2 separate regions of the Homo sapiens genome follow, and region 1 is linked to region 2. A link is a loop called in an ENCODE intact Hi-C map of the cell type or tissue named here. Cell type or tissue: heart left ventricle. All regions are shown on one strand. Region 1 has its middle 5.9 kb from the start of MIR135A1. Region 2 overlaps DNAH1 (dynein axonemal heavy chain 1).

The links. Hi-C counts contacts between places; a loop is a spot of excess contacts. Peaks named below come from ENCODE experiments on the same cell type or tissue, not always from the same donor. Only the 100,000 strongest peaks of a DNase experiment are listed, where the experiment ranks them.
Region 1: it touches region 2 in a loop (2.0-fold over the local background); 11 of 110 quality-filtered maps call a loop at or near these places.

Annotation. Positions count from the first base shown.
Region 1 is chr3:52,298,911-52,301,410 of GRCh38, forward strand. No RefSeq gene overlaps it. Among named protein-coding and RNA genes, the nearest start is that of MIR135A1, 5.9 kb to the left of the region's middle. RefSeq lists enhancers at 41-911, 912-1,781. In heart left ventricle, a CTCF peak has its summit at 1,185; a DNase peak (open chromatin) is centred at 1,241; H3K27ac peaks cover 870 bases.
Region 2 is chr3:52,383,910-52,386,409 of GRCh38, forward strand. DNAH1 (dynein axonemal heavy chain 1) reads left to right here. Exons shown (of 78, transcript NM_015512.5): 52 at 1-122; 53 at 877-1,068; 54 at 1,428-1,538; 55 at 2,251-2,436. Among named protein-coding and RNA genes, the nearest start is that of BAP1, 25 kb to the right of the region's middle. In heart left ventricle, a CTCF peak has its summit at 1,493 (motif pointing left); no DNase peak of the experiment used is centred here.

The sequences.
Region 1 (2,500 bases), 85 kb before region 2:
GAGCTGGTTCTCAGCTGAAACAAAGAGGTGGGGGAGAAAGGGGGGGCAGCGGGAGAGGGAGAGGGTGAGTGAGCGGGCGAAGGAGTGGAGGCTGGAGGGGGAAGAGAAGGGAGAGGATGAGAGAGAAGAGGAGAGGGGAGGGGAGAACAACGAGCCTGCCGCCCACCGAGAGATAAAGCCTGACACCCAGGGACTAAAGGGCCAGTAGAGGAGGGGAGAGGAAATGGGGAGGGGGCAGGGGAGGTGAGGGGCCAGACTGAGAGTGGGGAGACTGTTAGAGGGGCGGGAGAGCAGGGACAGGGTGAGGAGGTAGAGGGCAAGTGAGGGGCGTGGGCAGGAGAGGAGCAGGGTGAAAGGCAGGTTGCAGGGGGCTGGTGGCTGATGGCTGAGCTGGGCAGAGGGGCCCCACCCCGTCCCATGCCAGGCTCTGGACTCAGGGGAGACCAGTAGGACTTGAATGGCAGAAGGCCATGCATGAAGGGGACTGGCAGGGAGGGGAACCTGCCAGCCGTTGGGTAAGGGGCTGGGCTGGTGGGCTGGCTGGGAGGACTGCGGCCAGTGGCAAGGCAACAAAGACGTGAAAAGAAACAACGGCATCTGAATGGAGGAATCGGCTTCTGCTGACCCCTGGGTGCCCCAGCCCTGAGCATCCCAGCCAGAGCTTCCTGGAGTGGGGGTGGGGGGCAGATACACTCTGGGGCGGTCCAGGCTCTGAAGTGGCGGCCTGAGGTGGAGAGGAGAGGACATGGGCTGTGAGGCCAGGCAGGGGTCCCAGTCATTCTTTGAGGGCTCAGAACAACCGGGACACACACCATGATTGACCACACATGAGGATGCTGGTGTCACTGTCTTTTCGGGAAGGGGATGGTTGATGGGGCCTATCCTGTGACTGAGAACTGGGTAGGGGAAGCCCCCTCTTAGGGAGAGTGTGTGCCCTGCCTCCATCCCAGGGAGGAGGGCAGGGTAGGGAGCACAGGGAGGGAGGAGAGAAGTGGGGATCAAAGAGGTAGGGAAGCAGGGGAGAGAGAGCGGGTGGGGGGAAGGAGGCTGCAAGGGGTGGGCACGGAGCTGCAAGACCGCCGAACCAGAGGCTCCCACTCCACACCCCACAATTCTCAGGCTGCCTAATGCCGAGCTAATGAAGGATGAAATAATGAGCCACTTCCCTGCTGCTGCCCTCCTGCTGCCAAGTGCTGCTGTGACAGGCAAGGGCACTGCCTGGGGAAGTCAGCTCGGTGAGTCTGTGTGAGCGTTCGTTCACTGGGAGGGAGGACAGGATGGCCTTGAGCAGGGCCGTCCCAACCCTCTCACCCCACCAGGCACAGCCCCCGGGCCAGTTCAGCCTCCTCTTACACTCAAAGGCACAGAAGTTCCAGCCACCCTCCCACACCTTGTGACCAAGGGAAGTTCCCTTTCTTATCTCAGACTCCCAGAGCACGTTATTTGGAGAGTAGGAGAAGGGGAGGGAGCGAGGGCTTGCCTAAAGCTGTGACAGGGAGACTCCCAGAGAGTCAGCCCCTGAGTGCCACCCTCCATACAAGGGTCAGAGGTGTGTGCCCCTTAGACCCTGCCTCCCCAAGCCGTTATCACCACCTCAGGGAATCCCTCCTGGCCCCACCCAGCAGGGGTACAGTGACTTGGCTGCCACTTGTCCAGCTGTCTCTTCTTATAGCCTAGAGCTCGGAGAAGGGAAAGGACCTTCCTTCCTTCTTTCTTTCCTTATTCTTCTTTATTTTTTATTTATAAATGATTTCAAACTTACAGAAAAGTTGCCAGAATAGTGATAGTACAAAAGACACACGTGCTCTTTTGGGGATATGTTCAACTACTGTGAATATTGTGCTCCGTTTGCTCTGTGTGTGTGTGTGTGTGTGTGTGTGTGTGTGTGTGTGTGTGTGTATAGACATACATATTTTCTTTCTTACTCATTTGAGTAAGTTGCAGACATTTGAAAGGATTGCTTCCTATCTGTCTCTGTCTCTGGAGCCAGCCCACGGGATCCCAGACCACATTATGTGGAATGAATGAAGGCCTGGGACAGGCAAGGAATGAGCAGATGTCACCTACTGGGAGCTTGAGATCTGGGGACTGACCAAGGCCACCTTAGGAATTGGGCCAGCCCAGGGCTTGAGGTGGGGTAGGGGGCTGTGCTGGGCCTGGGGTCCTGGGAAGCAAGTGAGCAAGCGGGGAGGGAGCCATTGCCCACCAAAGCGAGCATGTGGTGTTTCCCGGGTGTGGAGCTGCAGCATATGTTTGTGGAGATGGTGGCAGGCAGGCAGGCGGGGTGGAGCTGGGAGAGCGGGATGGCCGTGCTGTGGCACCTGGCACACTTGGGAGACTGTGTGCTGTTGGGCCCTAAGTGATATGAGAGGACCCAGCTGTTGGAGGCCCCAGCCCCACCACCTGCCTTTGGGACTCTCCCTACAGCTCCGTGAGGACAGGGCAGGGATGGAGTCCACCTGACCAGCTGGTCTGTGCTGATCTGCTCGGAAGGGGCATG
Region 2 (2,500 bases):
TCAACTGCTGTACCATCGACTGGTTTAACGAGTGGCCGGCAGAAGCCCTGAAGTCTGTGGCCACCGTGTTCCTCAATGAGATCCCAGAACTGGAATCCTCCCAGGAAGAAATCCAAGGACTGGTGGGTGTCTTGCTGAAGCTCAGGCCCTTGGGGAGACCTGTTTAGCTTGGGGCATGGGCTCAGGGTCACCAAGGTCTGGGTGAGATTCCCAGGCCCACCACCGAGGGTAAGCTTTTGGTCAGGCTGTGTTTCCTGTCTAAGCCTCCATTTCCTCATCTGTAAATGCGCAGAGCCACAGGTCATCACAGTGACTAGGGTGCTGCGCACACAGCTGCACGGGTACTGCTTCCCTTATTCCCTGAGGGCCCCATGGTGCTTTCTTCCAAGAACCCCCTGATAGAACTCCAGAGATCACAGATGGGGGTGTAGATTTGCCTGGTCCAGCCTGAGACGGTGACAGTCCCAACATTTCCCTACCAGCTGTGCTGAGGCCTTGGGCCCTGTCTCCCCCTAGATCCAGCCTCTGAGGGGGAACCACCTCAGGGCTCTCAGAGAGAGGCAGGTCATGGGGGCTGTGAAAAGACCACTGGGCCAAGAGCTGGGAGACAGCTAGGTCCAAGTTCAAAGCCAGCCCAGCCCTTGACAGCTATGTGAACTTGAACTAACCCCTGGACTTCCCTGGGCCTGGGGTTTTTCATCTGCACAAAAGGTGACCTCGACCTGGAGGTCGTGAGGCTCATAGAGTGAATGTGAGAGGCATGGAGGTTCCTGCTGTGGCCCCCTCCTCGGCCCAGGTTGCAGTGGCTGTGGGCACCCAGTCCCTGTCTTTCCTGGGGCCTCTACCAGGCCGGCATCCATGGTCTTCCTCCCCCAGATCCAGGTCTGTGTGTACATCCACCAGTCGGTGTCCAAGAAGTGCATCGAGTACCTGGCAGAGCTGACCCGCCACAACTATGTGACCCCCAAGAGCTACTTGGAGCTGCTTCATATTTTCTCCATCCTCATCGGGCAGAAGAAACTGGAGCTGAAAACTGCCAAGAACCGCATGAAGAGCGGCCTCGACAAGGTGGGCCCAGGCGAGTCCCCGTGGACAAGGTCAGCTGCCTGCAGGCTGCCTGCTCACTCAGCCCTGACTCCAGGGTGACACCATGCTCCGCCTTTCAAACTGCAGCCCACGACGTTGAAGTGGGTGGCTTCCCCCCTCATCAAAAGAACAAAAGTTGCCAGTCAAGGGCCAGGCCAAAGCGTGGCACCCCACAGATATTTGGGGGACTGATGCCCTTCCTCTGGGGTCGGCTGGGCAATGTGGGGGCCACCGAAGCTGCCGGCCACAGCTTCTCTCTCATGAATGAGGGCGGCCCAGCAGGCCCTGTGCTCTCTCTGTCCCTGCCACACCTGTTTTCCTGTCTCTGCCCTGACCCCTAGCTGCTGCGCACTTCTGAGGATGTAGCCAAGATGCAGGAGGACCTGGAGAGTATGCACCCCCTGCTGGAGGAGGCTGCCAAGGACACCATGCTCACCATGGAGCAGATCAAGGTTGGGGTGCTCCCGAGCCCCTCCCCAATGCCTGACTCTGAGGAAGCTCGGCACCCCCACACAGGCGCAGGCTCGCTAGCTGCCTGGCCACTGCAAGTCATCTGGCCTCCGTGTGCCCCAGCTTCCTCAATCAGTAGCCATCCATTTTGTCATGGAATGTTTGCCCAGTAGCTCTTCTATGCCAGGCACTGCACTGGGCAGGGGGTCGGTGAGGAGCAAGGCAGAGGAATCTGAACGATTCCAATAACCACAACCCGGAGTCTGCCCAGCACAGGGCCCCATGTTGGAGGGCCCGATCCTCATGGCAGACCTTGCAGTTTGTGTATTCCTTATGACAGCTTTCTGGAAGGAATAGTCAAGTGTCCTGCTCGGCAAAGTCAGTGCATTGCAAAACTTCCCAGTAGATAGAAAGAAGCTAGAAGAAAGGCAGGAGGAGGGTCTTTCTCTGTCTTGCATGAAGGTGCCTGCAGGCTTAGGGGGCCCTGCCTGTGGGGCACTTACATCCAAACTTGTAAGGCCCCAAGCCACACGCCAGGCCCATGGTGAGCACTCAGGAGGTGGAAGGGGCTCCTGGTATTCCCAGACCTCTCTGGCCTGTCACAGCTGGAGGGCCCTTGGAGAACAGGGCACCCCAACTCTCCTTCCATCTGGGGAGACTAAGATGCAGAGAAGAGAAAAGGGGGGAGGACATCCCTATGTCTCCCATCCCCAGGTGGATACGGCCATCGCCGAGGAGACCCGGAATTCAGTGCAGACAGAGGAGATCAAAGCCAATGAGAAGGCCAAGAAGGCACAAGCTATTGCTGACGATGCCCAGAAGGACCTGGACGAGGCGTTGCCAGCCCTGGATGCGGCTCTGGCCAGCCTGCGCAACCTCAACAAGAACGATGTGACCGAGGTGGGCAGCAGGGCATCTCCTGGCATTCCCTCTCATATGCCTCTGTCCTCAAGCCTTCCCTCTG